4 separate regions of the Homo sapiens genome follow, and regions 2, 3 and 4 are each linked to region 1. The links are chromatin contacts, found by Hi-C or POLR2A ChIA-PET in ENCODE. All regions are on one chromosome and are shown on one strand. The core of a region is the stretch at or near the end of the contact, and the rest is flanking DNA. Distances in the headings are between cores, read along the strand shown. Region 1 holds the start of SEC11C (SEC11 homolog C, signal peptidase complex subunit). Region 2 overlaps NEDD4L (NEDD4 like E3 ubiquitin protein ligase). Region 3 overlaps LOC105372151 (a long non-coding RNA gene). Region 4 has its middle 38 kb from the start of PMAIP1.

Region 1 (4,624 bases), core at 600-3,099:
GGAGCATGCAGGCCTGACAAAGTGTCATAAGATGCTATTTTGGAGGGAAGAAGAGAAAAAAAAAAAAAGACAAAGCTTTTTTAAAAAGTACCAAGAAGCAGTAGATTTGAGCTTGCTGAATTTTAATTAGAAGACTAGCAAAACAGGCAATACAGCCAGCTACTGGCAGGCCTTATCGCTGAGAGCAAAAACACACTGATCTTTCAAAGGGCAAACTGGTTTAGGGATCAATACACTCATCAGAGGGCCTTTTCTGACAGTCTGCAATTATAGCCATCAGTAATCAGTACCAATTTTAGAGACACTTTAAAAACCCAGCCATTAAGTCTAGATTTTTAAACAAAGCTCTGCTTCCTGGAGGATATTCTTGTGAACAGCATCAATGCTCAGGACATTAGCAGTTACTTTTTTAAGCTGGTGATAATCTCTACTACAACTCATCTTCCAGAAACAGGAGTCATCAGCTTTGCACACCTAGACACTACCACATCCTAAACACGGTTGATGAAATAGAAATTATCAAACTTTCCCACACTACTGCACTAGTCTGAAATTCTACTTGGGGAAGGGGGAGGAGAGTGAGAGGGGAAAAACACGTATGCCTAAAGGAGTAAGCTGTGACCTCCCATGGGCACCACCCCACATCTCAACATGATGGAGCAAATGAAACTGGATGCCATCAAAATAATGAGGATTAATACCATTTTCAAAGACAATCAAAACTCCCTGGTTGGAAGGTCCCATTTTTCTTAGCACAATTTATTAGTAGCAATAGTGGCATTAGTATCCACCGTGATATTCAGGTCCTACAGGTCCCCCAAATTCTCTACCTAGAAGCCTACATAGTCGTATTTTTCCTGACTGAGAGGGCTTCCTTTCCAATCCCTACTCACTCTTAACCTTATAGTGAAGAGATAAGGCCCCAAAGACAGTGATGATGGCCAATAAGTGGCTAAAAAGAGAGCAAGAGGAACGTTTTCCTCTGAGGTCCTCTCACAAAGGAGAGGGAATTCAACCACCCCAGCTGCCCAAAGACCCTACACTGCCTCCTATATTCAGAGTGCAGCCATCTCAGAAGTTAGAGAAGGCTTCTGGAATCTCGCTGGGAACACTGGTTGAGTCCACAATGATTGCGCACAGCTTGTGAGCTCTCTAGGCACAAGGAGCATTATTTAGTCCCGACCCACGGTCAGGGGAAAAACAACTGCCCAGGCTGGGAAGAAACTGCTTTGGGAGGCATCGCTGGACAGCTCCCGTTGTAGGAAAGTTCTTCCCTCTCGCCTGCCTTTCTGCCTCTTCCACCTGCCGGCAGTCAGGCCTCTGAAGCCCCACAGAGAAATCGGTTCCCTCTTCACCGGGTGGCCCTTCAAATACGCTCAGAGAGCTGTCGTTCACCGAGTCATCTCTCCCACAAGCGTGGCTGTGGCATTCTCAACCACATTTGACATTCCATGGCACGGGGTTTCTATTCTCCCCTTTCCTGCACCCTCCCCTAATTGTGCTCTTGTCAGGGCAAGGAAGTGCACACCCATGCCCACACGTAGGCGTAGAACCCAGGGCCTGAGAGCCCAGCGCGGGAGCTTCGGGTGGCCGCCCGGCCGCATTCACTGGGAGCCGGAGCCCTGACTGGGAAGCCCCGACTCCCCGCTAGCACAGGCGGTCCCGGCCACGGCGCGCTCACCACCCTCCTCCGTCACCTGGCGCTTGTTCATCTTCTTCAGGTCCCCGAAGATATCCAAGCCGGACGCGGGGAGATGAGCCCCCACGGCGCCCGCACGCACCATAGCAGGGTCTCCGGGGACCTAGCGGCCCGCCGGCTCTGGGTGGCACAGACGGCTGCGGAGCACCTGCCGGCCCCCGCCCACCGGCCCAGCGTCCTTGCGGCCACGTGACCGGCGACTCGCTTGGGCGTCTGGGAATCGTAGTCTCGCCAGTCTTGGGCACTGGCCAGCCAGGAATGAACCTGAAGGAAGAAAACTACCACTCCCAGAATGCTGCGGGGTGGGCACCTCGGCCAGTGAAGACCCGGGGCTCCTAGGGAGGGCAGCTACAGGGCTCCGGAGCCTTGTCCGACCCTTCGGAGGGAACATCGAGCAGCGAGTGACCCCGCATACCTCGGGGGGCAACTCGGGGAAGGGACTACTCAAGAGGAGCTGAATTTCCCGACTCTGGTCAGGCGCCAAGAGGACACCTAACTCCCGCTCGCAAATCACCTAGCCGTGTATCTTGGCTATTGGATGACTGCAGCGAGGAAAGGTGGTGCCTCTACGCTGGGGCGGGCTGAGCCGAATTGGGGCGGGGCCTAAAGATGGACTGCGGTGGGCGGGGCTTGGAAGAGGCGGGACTTTTGAGGCCGCTGAATTCTGCATTTTGAGTGGTACCACTTGTATGCAAGGAAGTATCTTTGAATGCCTTGACCATAATTGGGTTGCAATAGATATTAATTAAATGAATACATAACCACCTAATTTCATACACGAGAAAGCAAAGGCCCAGAAAGGTTCATTGACATGGCCAAGGTTAAGTGGAAATGAGTGGAATATAACTCAAAGTTTTAAATTTAGAAGTCCTAGATCATCACAGTTCTGATCCTAGATTACCTTTGGTTCATTCACTCACTCGTGTATGCATTATGCATTCTTTATTGTATTTATTTATCCACAAATCTTTATGGAGCACCTACCATGCACCTGGCCTTGTTCTAGGCACTTGAGAAACATCAGTTAACAAAACAAGCAAAGATTCTTGCCCTCATGAAGCTTATATTCTACCGAAGGCAGACATAATGGATAATTTATACGGTACCTAAAGGATGGAGGTGCTATGACAACAGGAAAAGCAGATAAGTTGAATGGGGAGGTCTGGGGGAAAGGATCAGGTTGCAATTTAAAATATACCAGAAGCTGACTTACCATGAAGCTAATGAAAGGTAAGTTCTGGGACCCTTCAATTGCAAAGGTGTTTTTCCAAGGTGTGGGAGAAACTTAACCATAGAATGTGTAAAACTTTCAAAAGCAAGATATTGCAATTGCTATTGGTTAAGAGTTCTGTTTCTTTGCATTCCAACTTCACCTCCATTACATTTCCCCTCCTGTTGGAGGGACAAGGAGAATTTTGGGGATCCAGCTAAGGAGGAAACGAGTTGGAGATACATTTGGTTTGAGTTTAGTGAATTTATTTATGTGGTTCATGGTCTTTCCTGCCATCCTCGTGTAAAAAATGGCTTCTGGGAATACTGCCATCCACTGGGCCAACTCACCTGGCACCGTGGCAGGAAGTCCCACTGGAAGTGGCATCTGATATGAAAGTGTTCTGCAGCACTTGACCTTGGAAATAAGTGGATGGAGAGGAAAAACAAGGTTTGAAATGTACAGATCCAGAAGCTAGTCTGTGTAAAATTCTTCCAAATATCAGATGTATAAAATTATAAGTGCAAGACACAGTGCTTAGTACATAGGAAGATATGGTGATAGTTAACCCTGCCACTAATAATTGCTGGAACTAAGGTGGCAGCACTAAAGGTTCAGAATCTGGATACATTTTGAAGAAAGAGTCTTCAGGATTTTTTGAAAGAATAAATATAGGGCGTGAAAGAAGAAAAGAGATTGAGGCTGACTCCAGGGTTTTTAACCTATGGAACTAGAAGGGTAGAGTTCCCCTCAACTTCAATGAGGAAAGCTGTGGGTGGAACAGGTTTGTGGGAATAGAGTAAGGGTCCAAAATGTGACCAATAAACCTAGAACCCAGTGTGATATCTTCACATCAGAACCTTTGGCCCAGCCTCCAGGCTCCTGCTTAGGTTGAGCATTGGGTGAGAAGCAACACAGGAAGACATTGGGTAGAAGTCCCTGCATATTGTCCAGTCTTAGACTAATTTATTCACCTCCATGAACCCTTTGCTCATCCACCAAATAAAAACCGTATTTGTTACAGCCACTTTGGAAGACAGTTTGGCAATTTCTTCCAAAACTAAGCATCCTCTCACCATATGATGCAGCAATTGCACTCCTTGGTATTTACCCAAATACCAGCTTGAAAACGGATGTCCACACAAAAACCCGTACACGGATGTTTTTAGCATCTTTATTCATAATTGTCAACACTTGGAAGCAACCAAGATGTCCTTTAGTGGGTGAATGGATAAATAAACTGCAGGATATCCAGACAATAAAATGCTATTCAGTGCAAAAAAGAAATGTAATATCAAGCCATGAAAAGACAGGAGGGAAGCTTAACTGCATATTACTAAGTGAAAGAAGTCTATCTGAAATGGCAACATACTGTATGATCCCAACTACATGGCATACTGAAAAAGGCAAGAGATGTTGTGAGAGTCAAGTGAGGTATTAATAATATGCAAAAAAAACCTCCCATCTGACTCAAAATAGACTCTCAGAACCAGTAGGAGGAATTATGGCTACTATTAATATTTTTTTCTTAATCCAGGACATAAGTAATTAAGAGAACTAGAATGTTCACTTCATTTGTTCTGTCACTGGTGGCCTCTTCCCCAGTGAAGTACTCCTTCCCGTGAACTCTAGAGGCAAGACTATGGAGACAGTAAAATGATCAGTGGTTGCCGGGGGTAGGGGGGAGAGTATGATACTATAATGATGAGTACATA
Region 2 (4,624 bases), core at 546-3,045, 930 kb after region 1:
TGAGTTGGCACTGGATAAAAATGGAAATATAAATACACGAAGAGATACTTGGCATCACTGACTGAAGACATAAAATGAGATGTTTTTACCTTCCATAATGTCGAAGATGAAAAGACTGATAAAATGGGTTAATATTGAACTAGGGAAAAACTGGTACTCTCATCAACCACTACAGCCAGTGGAAACTAGTGCAGTACTACAGAAGGCAATTTCCCAACGTCTATGAACATTGTAAATGTTCTTGTCCTTTGAACCAGGAATTCAACTATGGGAACTTAACTACAGAAACCCTCACACATAGATATATCACGAAACACCAGGCTGGGTATGGTGGCTCACGCCTGTAATCCTAGCACTTTGGGAAGCCAAGGCAGACGGATCACTTGAGGTCAGGAGTTCAAGACCAGCCTGGCCAACATGGTGAAACCCTGTCTCTACTAAAAATACAAAAATTAGCCAGGCATGGTGGTGCATGCCTATAGTCCCAGCTACTCGGGAGGCTGAGGAAGGAGAATCACTTGAACCTGGGAGGCAGAGGTTGCAGTGAGCTGAGATGGCATCGCTGCACTCCAGCCTGGGTGACACAGTGAGACTCTGTCTCAACAACAACAACAAAAAAAAAAAAAAAAATGAAAGAAAGAAAGAAACAGAAATACCACAGAGTTTTAAAAACATGACACACCTCAGAAAACATCCTAGATCTATTAATTAGAGAAAAAACCCCAAAGCTCTGTTGCAATCTATCATTTCCAGCATGATCCCGTTTAAAACAACAACAACAACAAAACACACACACACACACACACACACACACACACACACAAACCGAGCAGCTAATGTTTATGGAATCCTTACTATATGACAGCACTGTTCTAAGTCTTTTAAGAGCACCACCTATTTTAATCTTTGCAGTAACCCTAACAGTAACAGATAGGCGCTGTTATTATCCCTGCTCTACAGATGATCCCACTAAGGCTTGGAGAGATCAACAGAAGTTTCCATCCAAGTGGCCCTCTGAGTGTACATTTCTATCTCTCTCTTTCTCTGATTCAGACTAAATATCACAGTCATAAGAATCTTGGGAAAATAAGACACAGTATCATCACATGAACAGATATGGGATGGGCTTGGGTTGAAAGAAAAACAAAACCAGGGGACTGCTGCTGTACAAGTATTCTCCAGATGCCAGAAATTCAAAAGAAACAAATCAAGAGATGGAGTCAAGAGATCCAAGGGGGCTAGAGTGACTAACCCTGGGGCAGCGATCAGGTGATTTATCAGGAAGCTTCATTTCCTCTCTGCTTTTCCCACTGCTACCTTGCACTTCATGTAGGCCAAAGCAGGAATGTGGTCCTAAGACTGAAGTGCAGGCAGCTCAAGAGAGCAAGCAGGGCCATGCAGGAGCCACATCTGAAAGGCCACCTCCTGGCCCATCCCACCGGGCCCTACATATTGCTTCAACCTGGCACATTCCAGTGAAAAAGGGGCAAACGAGAGGCACAAACAGGAAGACCAGTAGACCACCAAAAACTGCCAATGATGCCAAAGGGCAGGCAAACGGGGTCTCAGAATAAACCAAAGAAGAATGTTAAATACTCACAATTAATATGCTCGTAAAATCTAAGAGGATATCAGCACAGCAAAACAAGAACAGACTAGAATTAAAAAAAAAACAACAACAACAAAAACCAAATCAAGACCTAAGAGAAGGAGCCAGCATGTTTAACCTCAAACCACAGCATTGCAGCTTCCTTCATAGGAAAAAAATGGGGATGTGGTTAACACTCATCACTGGTGAGTGACTTGGAAATCCCTGCCACCCCACTCTCCCACCATTCCACATTAACCTCCACCCCACTCCCTGCTTAACATACAGAATGAGCATTTTCATCTTGTTCTCCACACTCACACATTTACACATATGGGCACAGGAGGAATGCGTCTTTTAGAACTGGATATTATACATTTTTCTACACATTGCTTCTCATTCATCAAGTTCTCATAGAAATTCCTCCACAGCCAACTCTCATACAGCTCTAGTTCTCTCATAATATTACATGGTACAAACAGTCCATAAATTGGCCGTTTTTCAACTGATGGGTTTTCATATTTTCAGTATTTTGCCACTATAATGGTACAATAAATATCCTTATACATATGACTTTGCACACATTTTTTATTTCTAAAAGACAAATAACCGAGGACAAAGGTTGCTTAGAAGAAAGGTATGATAGTTTTTTATTTTAATATACATTGCCCATCTGCTTTTCAATTTCCCAACTGCCCATAATTCACATTTCCATCAGTATTATGAGAAATAATACCACTTGCCACTTCTATTACAGCCTTGCTATCAAAAAGTGTTATTTTTCTCTATTTTTACCAATCTGATGGGTTTAAAGTAACGTCTCATTGTTTAATCTGCATTTCCCTAGCAAAAATGAACTATTTTTCATAGGTTTGCCAGCTAGCTGTCTGCATTTGTTATCTGTGTATTCTATATTAACATTCTTTGTCCATTTTTCCTCTGTGGTTTTCTTAACAATTTGTAAGTTTTTTGTTATAGATAGTAACCCCATGTCTGTTTCAAATATCCCTTCTTGATCTATGACTTAATCACGTATCTTTTGCCACAGAAAAGTTTAAAAATATATATTCAGGCTAGGTATGGTGGATCATGCCTGTTAATCCCAGCACTTTGGGAGGCTGAGGTGGGCAGATCACTTGAGAACAGGAGTTCTAGACCAGCCTGAGCAATATGGTGAAACCTCGTCTCCACAAAAAATTGGCTAGGCATGGTAGCTGATATGGTTTAGCTCTGTGTCCCCATGCAAATCTCACCTTGAACTGTAATAATCCCCACGTGTCACGGGAGGGACCCGGTGGGAGGTAACTGAATCACAGATGCAGGTTTTTCCCATGCCGTTCTCATGATAGTGAATTACATCTCATGTGATCTGATGGTTATAAAGGGGAGTTCCCCTGCATACACTCTGTTGCCTGCCACCATGTAAGATGGGACTTTGCTCCTCATTCACCTTCACCCGTGATCGTGAGTCCTCCCCAGCCATGTGAAACTGTGAAACCTCTTTCCTTTCTAAATTGCCCCGTCTCAGGTATGTCTTTATTAGCAGTATGAGAACTAATACAGTGAGTCTTGCCTGTAGTCTCAGCTACATGGGAGGCTGAGGTGGGAGAATCACCTGAGTCTGGGAGGTCAAGGCTGCAGTGAGCCCTGATCGCGCCACTGCACTCCAGCCTGACAGAGTGAGACCGTCTCAAAAAATAAACAAATAAAAATAAAATATATGTTCAAAGTGTGTCTCTTTTTATAGCTTGTGCGTATCAAATTTTGCTTAACCATTCTCCCTCACTCCAAGATTATACAAAATAGGTTCTTATATTTTCTTGTAAAAGTTGAATTGCTTGTTTACATTTAAGTGTTTGAAGATTCCGGGACTTATTACTGATTATGATATTAGATAGAGGTCTGTGCTGTTCCCCCAACCCCCTCTCCAGATAAAGAACTGGTTATGCCAGTACCAACCTCAACAGTACTGAACTATCATCTTGTTATACATTCACTCTCTTAATGAGACACAGTCCTAGATTCTCTAGTCTGTTCCACTGAACTATTTATGTAATTCTGGATCAATACCACATTGCTTTGATCACGAAGACTTCTTATTCTTAGCATGTTGTCATTACTTGTAAGCCAAATCTGCCCTCACCGGTTTTCTTTTCCATATTTGTCTTGGCTCCTCTCAGGTAGTACGTATTTATTCTTCTATAAAGACTTCAGGATTATTTTATTCAATTAAAGAGAAAACCCACCACTTTGGAAATTCTAACCGGAATCACAAGAAATTTACTTATTAATTTTGTAATAAGATACATTCAGGCATTACATGTTTTAATTTCTCTAGATTATATTTCACATTCTTCACTAAGAAGGTTACAGGTATTAGTTCAATGTCTTCCTAGGTTATCTGCTGCTATTGTGAAAGAAATACTTAACTTCCATTTCTAGGTGCTTATCTTCAAAACACAGAAAAGATAATTTCTAGAGACCTATCTTTTATCCAGCTTCCTTGACAATTGTTTCTGTTGATTTTAGATTTTTTACTAGATGCTCTTGCGATTTCTAGACATATGACCATTTCATTGTCTTACTCCACTCACAAGAACCTCTAAGATAATATTAAATACTAATTGTAAAATGTAAGATTCTTCTCTCATTCCTAATTTTAATTGAATGGCTTTAGTGTTTTGTCTTTTAGGAAATATTTGCTGTGGTGTGTGTGTGTTTGTGTACACATATATGGCCTTTATGTTTAAGTAATTTATTTTTATTCCTAGTTCGCTTTCTCAGATTGTACTATATTAGGAATGGCTACTAAACTTTTTCAGATAGGTTTCTAGCCTCTACTGACTTATTCATATATTCCTCTCCTTCAATATGATTGTGTAACAACTGATGATAGTGATGAGTTTCTAACAGTTAATCACCCTGGTGTTACTGGAAAATAACTATTGATTATAGTGCATTCGTGTTTTGATGCACCCAAGAGTCTATTTGTTAATAAATTATTTTAAATTTCTACATTTACTTTCATAAATAATA
Region 3 (4,624 bases), core at 1,184-3,683, 810 kb before region 1:
CCAGGGAGGTCACGGCTGCAGTGAGCCTTGATTGTGCCACGGCACTCCAGCTTGGACAACAGAATGAGACCCTGTCTCAAATAATAATAATAATGATAATAAATAAAATAACTTCATGTATTGGCTTGTTTATAACTCAAAGCATAAATACTTGAGAGGTGGATGATTACCCCATTCTCCGTAATGTGCTATTTCACATTGCATGCCTGTATCAAAACATCGCCATGTATCCCGTAAATATATACATCTACTATGTATCCACAAAAATTACAAAATATATTTAAAAATTCAAAAATTAAAAAAGAATAGGTCTGTTTCTCTTTCCATGGCATGGAATCTCTGGACACCAAAAAATTTATGTAGGAGGTTACATTCAAACCCCTAAGAAGTGCGAAAGTAATTTTAGTACAGGCAAAATCGGAGCTATCAGAATTCCATGGGTTAAAAGCTGAATGCACTTTTTTAAACAGCAGAAATTGCCAAGGTAAGCTCTCTATGACGAAGTGTCATAATAAATGCCTTTACTCTGAATCACATATGCTATGTTTCTCAAAACACTAAATGAAATGTAGGCTTACAGTACAGATGTGGTTATTTGCTTGGCATCGGTACTTCCTGTCATCAAAGCAGGGAACAAGTGTCATCATTAAAGAATTTTGTCTTTCTGACCTATTTGAGTACAGTCTGAAAAGACAGTTGTAGAACACTTTGGAAATTTGTCCACATTGGCCTTAATGGTAACACAAAAGAGTAAGGAATGTGTGTCTTCAGGAAGGTCTCATCCAGCAGGATTGCATAGTTAAGTTTTTATCTATGCATGATGCCAGAGCTATGCATAGAAGCTACAAAATAGTTTTAAAAATAGGTGAATAACAGTCTTGAAAATTTGGTGTATATCCTTGGAACAATAACATGATTAAAATGAGATGAGAATGGCAAGTGGCCCTCCTTCTGATTTTTTCATGGCTCACAATTCCCCTTGAGCTTGTCTAAAACTCCCTGGACACATCAGCTCTATTCAGCCTCTGGAAACAAGTCTGTCTTGAATATTAAAAGGCAGGAGGAGGAAAAGGGAAGTAAATACAAATCGCTTTAGTCTACTGTTCATATAACTTGAGATCAAGGTGACCTGGCTGCTAATATTTTATCCCATGATTCAATCTGAATAATCAAAGTTCTTTTGTTTTCCTTAGACTCTAATAAGTGACTATTCCAGTTTGACACTTGATACAGTCTTTTATGATATACTGTAAATTACTACTAACAGCCATTTTGGCTGGAATATGAACAAATAAAAATTAAATTTTACTTTTAAATACTACATGTTTTAGCTCTACAGCTATTCTACTGCACCTTAAATTCAATAATTTAATAATAATATCTGGAAACAATTTTTTAAACATGTTTTTCCTTTGACACATGGTGTTTTGATGTTGTAGAATCTGACTTCTGTGCATTTTGGGGGTAGGGGTTAAGCTTTAAAACTAAAGAATCGAATTTTCCTTCTGGCCAAAATGATGTTCTATGACCTAATTTAGGGGAAAAACAGAACTAGGGGCCAGAACAGAATCTTAATACTCCAGAATTTTAATCATTTCTCTGAGCTTGTCTTCAATCTAAAACATTCATGATTGCTTCCACTTCTCTGTGGCTCTATTTCTACATCTGAGCAGTGGAATACTAAACTCATCATGCAAATACCACCCTGAGTTTGTTAACGTAGGGGATTTGGTGCTCCTATGGTGTTTTTGCAGCACCTCAGCCCAACCTGAACATTCAAGATTGACGTCAAAAGTTGAAGTCTGTCACTGTTGGTGCCACCAAATGATTTATGGTCATAAACTTCCTTGTTCTTAGTAAAAGAATGAGTAATTTTTTTTTTGTCTTTTTTTTTTTTTTTTTTGAGATGGGGTTTCACTCTTGTTGCCCAGGCTGAAGTTCAATGGTGCAATCTCAGCTCACTGCAACCTCTGTCTCCTGGGTTCAAGCAGTTATCCTGCTTCAGCCTCCCAAGTAGCTGGGATTACAGGCACATGCCACCCCGCCCAGCTAATTTTTGTATTTTTAGTAGAGATGGGGTTTCATCATATTGGTCAGGCTGGTCTTGAACACCTGACCTCAAATGATTCACCTGTCTTGGCCTTCCGAGTGCTGGGATTACCGGCATGAGCTACAGCGCCTGGCCAAGTAATTTTTTTCTATTTCTCTTTTACTCGAACAAGTAAATATTTACAAAGGAGATTCAGGTATGATATTCATTCTAGGATAAAGTAGAGATACGGAGTGTAAACCAGCTATTGCAAAAGATGTTAAGTCTTTCAGCAAGTTTCTTTTCAAACTACCTTAATATTTAGTGAAGTGTTCATTGGTATACACCCAGCTCAAATCAGTGAGTCATAATAAACCCTTTAAAGGTTAGTCATTTTTGTCAGCTACCACCAAAATGGAAAAATACATCATGTTTTCGTCGATAAAGATGAGCTCATCTTGTTACACAGTTGATATCAGAGTATTATAGATTAACAAATTAATATTAGTTTGCACAGAGAGAAAAAGAGAGAAATTTGTCTTAATGTTTCACTGTAAGGGCACTAAAAGCCTTAGATCTAATTCATATGTATAATTTGTGTTTGCTCCACATTGGCACATTTCCAAAACCACACTTTTTTAACAATTACTGCTGGGCATGGTGGTTCACGTCTGTAATCTGAGCACTTTGGGAGGCCAAGGCAGGTGGATCACGATGTCAAGAGATCAAGACCATCCTGACCAGCATGGTGAAACCCCATCTCCACCAAAAATACAAAAAATTAGCTGAGCGTGGTGGTGCACACCCATAGTCCCAGCTACTCAGGAGACTGAGGCAGGAGAATCAGTTGAACCCAGGAGGCAGAGGTTGCAGTGATCTGAGATTGCACCACTGCACTCCAGCCTAGCAACAGAGTGAGACTCCGTCTCAAAAAAAAAAAGAAAAGAAAAGAAAAGAAATTGCTAAAATATCTTTTACTAATTTGTGTTCTCATCTTAGCAAAGACCATGACTTATTCATTTTTATATTTCTAAAAATTAAAAGGCCCCTGGGGATACATTTGACAATAATGAACATTTACTGAGTAAAAATGCAAGTACACGTTGTCATTGGCAAGTAATATTCAGAAATCTGTTCCCTGCTTTAGCACACAAGTTTTTTACGTGCACAAACTGAGCACCAATTTGATTTGGAACATTTAGTCTTTAATGTATTCCTTTCAAATTGATTTGTAGTTTACCCCATTGGTGTTACTGAAGGTTACTAGTAGATATGCATTTTCTTACCTTTTCCCTCTTTCCCATGGATCTTCCTCAAAGGCCATTCTCTGAGGAGGTGTCCTTCCTTCTGCAATGGCTTATTCCATCCATGGAGATGTCCTAGAAGCCTTCACTTGTGGCAATGGTACAAAGATTGTCATCCCTTAAGGAAAGATGGGCCAAGTCCTCCGCTAAACAGAAACTACCTTCATCTACCAAGGGAAGAACTGATTCCCTAAGAATGAGAATGGAATTGTGGAAACTATCTGAATACAGGAGAAACATGGGCAGCTTCTTACAGTGCACTTACGTGAAATTTCATCTTCTTTGTAATCAGAGAAAATGAATAAAGCGAGTTCTCATGTTCATTGCCAATGCTTACAAGAAACACTATTTAGAGTGATCATTAGCAAATCCAGCAGCTCATGTTGCACTGCTTGGGATTTAAACTGATCGCTTAACACTTCTCCAAATCTCTTTAGAAGAAATAGGTGACTTTATGATTTATCACGTCTGAGTAATCAGGAAATAATTTAGAGAGATGACTATCTTGGAAACATTTCAAACAAAAGAATCAATAATGAGGGAAATTTAGGCTTGGGAACATGTCAGGACTTTATTCACTCCTGTTTTAAAAGAGCATAAGGAGGCCAGGCATGGTGGCTCATACCCGTAATCCCAGCACTTGGGGAGGCCAAGGTGGTAGGATCACTTGAGTTTAGGAGCTTGAGACCAAACTGAACAACATAGTGAGACCCCTGTCTCACTATTTGTCTACACAAATATTTTAAAAATTAGCTGGGTGTGGTGGCTTGCCCCTGTGATCCCAGCTATTTGGGAGGCTGAGTTGGGAGGATGGCTTGAGCCCAAGAGGTTGAGGCTGCAGTGAGCCATGATCACACCAATGCACTCTAGCCTGGGTGACAGAACAAGACTCTGTCCCAAAAAAATAATAATAATACTAATAAGGAATAAAGGGAAGAGAGTTTTTTTTTTTTACTAACAAACATCAGTCTGAGCCTGGATCAATGTTACCAATCTCATGGCTTGCTAGGAGTTCCAGGGCCAGATTTTGTGTTTACCTTAGAAACTCAAAGATACTTGCTTTCATGGTACCATTTCCAAGTTCCACCTGAGGTTGTTATTATTATCATTATCATTATTTTAATTGAGACAGGGTCTCACTCTGTCACCCAGGCTGGAGTGCAGTGATGTGAGCATGGCTCATTGCAGCCTTGATCTCTCCTAGGCTCACGCAACCCATCCAACTCAGTATCCCGAAGTACTGGGATTACAGGCATGCGCCACTGCACCTGGCCAGTTATTTTTTTTAATG
Region 4 (4,624 bases), core at 1,021-3,520, 720 kb before region 1:
TGAAAAGCAGGGACTGGGAGTAATCCAATCTGTGATGCAAACTTTGTTTACCAGAAGGTTTGTTACCAGGTGGTAAACAAAGTGTTTGCCCTTATAGAAAAACACTTCCCATACAACTGAAGGTGAATACACAACAGAACAACGACAGTCCCAGAAGCTTCCCCGGGCCTTGGTGCATTGTTATGTAGATGAGCTTTTGCTAAAGATGGCTGCAGGTGCAGCCAGGAGTCCCTGGAATATGCAGAAAGACTCCTGGCTTTGTGTAAATCGCTTCCAGCTGATTTAGACAGTTAGCAAAGGGCATTTATTCAGCAACTGGGGACAAAATTGACATCTGTCCTCCTTTCCTCGAGGAGGTCTGAAACTTTTTTTTAAAGATTATATTTTTAAGGCCAGGCACGGTGGCTCATGCCTGTAATCCCAGCACTTTGGGAGGCCGAGGCGGGTGGATCACGAGGTCAGGAGATCGAGACCATCCTGGCGAACACGGTGAAACTCCGTCTTTACTAAAAATACAAAAAAAACAAATTAGCCAGGCATGGTGGCGAGTGCCTGTGGTCCCAGCTACTCGAGAGGCTGAGGCAGGAAAATGGAATGAACCCGGGGGGCGGAGCTGGTAGCGAACGCAGATCCCACCACTGCACTCCAGCCTGGGCGACGGAGCGAGACTCCGTCTCAAAAAAAAAAAAAAAAAAAAAAAGATTGTATTTTTAGAACAGTTTTAAGCTCAACATAAAATTAAGAGGGAGGTACAAAGATCTTTTACACATCCTCTGTCCCCACCTATGCAGCCTCACCTATGGGCACCAGCATGACACGTTTGTTACAATGGCTGAATTCACATGCCATTATCAAAACCCAAATACCGTAGCTTACATGAGGGTTCACTCTTAGTGTTGTGTATTCTATCGGTTTGAACAAATGTATCATGGCATATATCCACCATTATAGTATACACAGTATATTCACTGTTCTAAAAATCCTCTGTGGGTCTGAAAGGTTTATGTTGTTCTGGTTTTTGGTTTTTGGTTTTGGGTTTTTTTTGGGGGAGGGTGGGGGTGGAGGGCAGGGTCTCACTCTGTCACTCAGGCTGGAGTGCAGTGGTGTGATCATAGCTCATGGCAGCCTCAACCTCCCAGCTCGAGCAATCCTCCCACCTCAGCCTCCTGAGTAGCTGAGAGACTACAGGCACACACCACCACACCCAGATTGGTTTTTTTTTTTTTTTTTTTTGAGACGGTCTCACTCTGTCACCCATGCTGGAGTACACTGGCACAATCCTGGCCCACTGCAATCTCCACCTCCTGGGTTCAACCAATTCTCCTGGCTCAGCCTCTGGAGTAGCTGGGACTACAGGTGGGTGCTACCATGCCCGGCTAATTTTTGTATTTTTAGTAGAGACGGGGTTTCACCATGTTGGCCAGGCTGGTCTCGAACTCCTGACCTCAAGTGATCCATCTGCCTTGGCCTCCCAAAATGCTGGTATTACAGACATGAGCCACTACACCTGGCCTTAATTTTTATTTTTTGTAGAGATGGGATCTTGCTGTTACCAAGGCTGGTCTCTAACTCCTGGGCTCAAGGGATCCTCCTGCCTGAGCCTCCCAAAGTGCTGGGATTAGAGACCTAAACCACTGCCCCGGTCCAGGTCTGAAACTTTTTAAAGGAGAGTACCACTTGTTGACCCCTTTCCTTTTGATACTGGGAAGGGAGTGCTTAAGTGGGGGATGCCTCCTTTCTCAATGCAAAGAGGAGACTCTTACTAGTATATTTAGGGGTAATGGTTGCCTTTTGCCAAATGAAAGTTTGTGTCTACCGTCTGGGGAGACATAAACACAGCCACCAATAAGCACTGTGATTACAGCCAGAAAGGCCTGGTCCTGAGGCTAATTACACTGGAGAAGTCTGAATGTGCCCCAGGGACTGGAGAAGTCCCACCTTCTTCTTGACTACTTCTGCCAGATGTCTGTGGGGTCTCCAAGATAACCAGGCCCCTCTTTTTGTTTCACTAATGACTGCCTCTTTAGGACCTTGGCTCTGCTTGAGCGGGACCTGGAAACCTATTTACCAACCACTTTATAGGCGGAGCTTGCAGTGAGCCAAGTTCACGCCACTGCACTCTAGCCTGGGCGACAGAGCAGAACTCCGTCTCAAAAAAAAAAAAAAAGAAAGGAAAAGAAAAAGAAATTAGGCAATTTGCCTAAAACCACATAACTGTGAGTGGCAGGGGCACATGGCTGTGAGGTTTGTCTCCTAAGCCCTTGGGGTTAGGTTTGTCTAACCTGTTAAGGCAGGTTTGTCTCCAAAGCCCTTGGAGCTTTCCTTACATTACACCACCTTTCCGAAGTTGCTAGAGATGCACAAGATGAGGTTGCAGTCAGGAAAACTCAGTTCAATGCATGACCTAGTAAAACAGCCAGTGCTGGAAAGTTCAGGAGAGGAGGGTGAATTTCTTGTCCTTAAAGTCCCTGCACAGCCCTACAGGGTGACAGCAAAGTCCTTGGTTGGCCATCTCCCCTTAGCCTGGACATTGGACCCTTGACACCATGTTGAAGGCCAGTGACCCACAAGGCTGCTGGCTGCCCACCCCGCCTGCCTCCTGCCTTGGAATTCTAAAAAGCAATTGAAACAATCAAGTATTGATGTCAAGTTAGGGGAAAAATCATGCATTTCCAAACTGAAATTCAAAGTTAGTCCTTCTGAGACAGGTAAAGGAAGGGTATATGGAAATTGTCTGAGATAGCAGTTGTTCCCCCTAATTCTGCCTTAGTCTCTCAGCTGCTAACAGAAGTCCGCAGAACTGTAAGGAATTTTTTTTTTTTGAGACAGAGTCTCGCTCTGTCACCCAGGCTGGAGTGCAGTGGCACGATCTCGGCTCACTGCAAGCTCCGCCTCCCCGGTTCACGCCATTCTCCTGCCTCAGCCTCCCGAGTGGCTGGGACTACAGGCACCCGCCACCGCGCCCGGCTAATTTTTTTTTTTTTGTATTTTTGGTAGAGAGGGGGTTTCACCGTGTTAGCCAGGATGGTCTTGAACTCCTGACCTCGTGATCTGCCTGCCTCGGCCTCCCAAAGTGCTGGGATTACAGGTGTGAGCCACTGCGCCCGGCCTGTAAGGAACTTTTGATCAGACCCCATGGCTGGCCTCGGTCTTCCCTCAGTGAATCCCTGAGAAGAGTGTTGGTCTCTTAGCTCTGCCCCTAGAAAGATCTAAAATAATCTCGAATCTAGAATGACCTCATTTCTACCCGTCTCTGCCAGAGTCCAGAAATGTTCAGCTGCTATCTCTCTTCAGCCTCAAATCCCTAACCCTGGGGTGATTCACTCCTGAAACAGAGTAGATAATTTAATCCAGGAAAACTCTCTCTTTCTAGGAAGAAGGGTTTACTCGTCACCCTCTGTGTAGTCACAGGAACCTTGATTAATTTATGAACTGATAACAATGTGTATAGATTGTTTTTTTAAATTCCACTTTTAGAGTATTGCTACTGCTGCATATTTCTTCTAACTATAGCTGTTAAGCTGCTGGAGAAACAAGACTCACAGAGGTTAATAGAATGTCCTCAGAGGCAAGGGTTCAAATCATGCCTCAACCATGACACAGCCCTGCAGCCTTGCACAGACTACTTAATCCTAATTTCCTTTGTCTTAAAGAAGGAATAAGAGCAGCACTTACCTCACTGGGCAGCTGTATGTGTTGAGATCATGCACATAGTGTACATAAAGCACTTAGTACATAACATGTGCTCGGTAGCCCCTGGGATTATCATTGTTACAAGGAGTACTTTGAAAATGCTTGTCCTATAAAGAATATTTGCTGGAATTTGCCCCTAATTCTAATCTTTTGTTTTGTTTTTTTTGTTTTTGCAACAGTCTTGCTCTGTCGCCCAGGCTGGAGTGCAGTGGTACAATCAATCTCAGCTCACTGCAAACTCCATCTTCCAGGTTCAAGTGATTCTCCTGCCTCAGCCTCCCGAGTAGCTGGGGTTACAAGTGTGTGCCACCACACCCAGCTAATTTTTGTATTTTTAGTGGAGGCAGGGTTTCACCATGTTGGCCAGTCTGGCCTTGAACTCCTGACCTCAGGTGATCCGCCCACCTTGGCCTCCCAAATTGCTGGGATTACAGGCGTCAGCCACCATGCTCGGCCTCCTAATTCTAAATTTATCTGCATCTTGCATCCATTCTCTGCTATGGCTCAGTTGAGGTAAAAGGAAATAGTAATATCTTATGCTCTGCTCTTTTATTCTTATTAAATGCTTTCTTATTCACTATCCCAATGCCTCAAATGATGCATGCTTAAGAAATACTTTATTTTTCACAGCTGTCCTGGAAGACAGATGGCATAGATCATGATGGTGCTGTCTTATAAAGGAAGGAAGTCTACTAAGGGCTTCCAGGTGGGCCAGGCTGTATTCATTTATGCTAGAGCTGCTACAGTTGGGTGGCTTCATGTAATAGAAATGCATTGTCTCAGAGCTCCGGAGGCTAGAAGTCCAAAATCAAGGTACTGGCATGGTTGTTTCCTTCTGAGAGTTGTGAGGGAGAACCTGTTCATACCTCTCGCCTAGCTTCTGGTGTTTTACTGGCAATCCTGGGTGTTCTTGGATTCTAGAAGCATCACT

What was found. A loop is a pair of places that touch in the nucleus more often than their neighbours do. ChIA-PET counts read pairs that join two places held with the same protein, here RNA polymerase II (POLR2A). Pooled maps may share reads with other maps.
Region 2: a pooled map shows a loop between it and region 1 (2.1-fold over the local background). The contact joins the enhancer-like site here to the promoter of SEC11C in region 1. A Hi-C loop is called at or near these places in 1 of 37 single-sample maps with no recorded cell type and 2 of 50 pooled maps. POLR2A ChIA-PET finds 5 or more read pairs at or near these places in 2 of 52 experiments (GM10248 and activated B cell).
Region 3: a loop to region 1 is called in a pooled map, with 6 times the contacts of the local background. The contact joins the enhancer-like site here to the promoter of SEC11C in region 1. A Hi-C loop is called at or near these places in 1 of 37 single-sample maps with no recorded cell type and 4 of 50 pooled maps. POLR2A ChIA-PET finds 5 or more read pairs at or near these places in 1 of 52 experiments (activated T-cell).
Region 4: a loop to region 1 is called in a pooled map, with 2.9 times the contacts of the local background. The contact joins the enhancer-like site here to the promoter of SEC11C in region 1. A Hi-C loop is called at or near these places in 2 of 50 pooled maps. POLR2A ChIA-PET finds 5 or more read pairs at or near these places in 3 of 52 experiments (CD8-positive, alpha-beta memory T cell, GM12878 and activated CD4-positive, alpha-beta T cell).

The regions. Positions count from the first base shown.
Region 1 is chr18:59,137,109-59,141,732 of GRCh38, reverse strand. SEC11C (SEC11 homolog C, signal peptidase complex subunit) reads right to left here and starts at 1,849. Exons shown (of 6, transcript NM_033280.4): 1 at 1,698-1,849. The coding sequence starts at 1,784. RefSeq lists enhancers at 25-74, 1,990-2,089, 2,170-2,259 and silencers at 1,810-1,949, 2,370-2,419.
Region 2 is chr18:58,210,807-58,215,430 of GRCh38, reverse strand. All of the region lies in intron 2 of NEDD4L (NEDD4 like E3 ubiquitin protein ligase), which reads right to left. Among named protein-coding and RNA genes, the nearest start is that of NEDD4L, 170 kb to the right of the region's middle. RefSeq lists an enhancer at 2,949-2,998. Within about 2 kb of position 1,795, at least 4 of the 41 ENCODE cell types and tissues checked have a DNase peak (open chromatin) inside an H3K27ac peak, as active enhancers do.
Region 3 is chr18:59,950,965-59,955,588 of GRCh38, reverse strand. LOC105372151 (a long non-coding RNA gene) reads right to left here. Exons shown (of 3, transcript XR_935546.3): 3 at 4,283-4,624. Among named protein-coding and RNA genes, the nearest start is that of PMAIP1, 53 kb to the right of the region's middle. RefSeq lists enhancers at 2,119-2,168, 2,179-2,358. Within about 2 kb of position 2,433, at least 4 of the 41 ENCODE cell types and tissues checked have a DNase peak (open chromatin) inside an H3K27ac peak, as active enhancers do.
Region 4 is chr18:59,859,902-59,864,525 of GRCh38, reverse strand. No RefSeq gene overlaps it. Among named protein-coding and RNA genes, the nearest start is that of PMAIP1, 38 kb to the left of the region's middle. RefSeq lists a silencer at 55-349. Within about 2 kb of position 2,270, at least 2 of the 41 ENCODE cell types and tissues checked have a DNase peak (open chromatin) inside an H3K27ac peak, as active enhancers do; they include GM12878, where a contact is called at or near this core.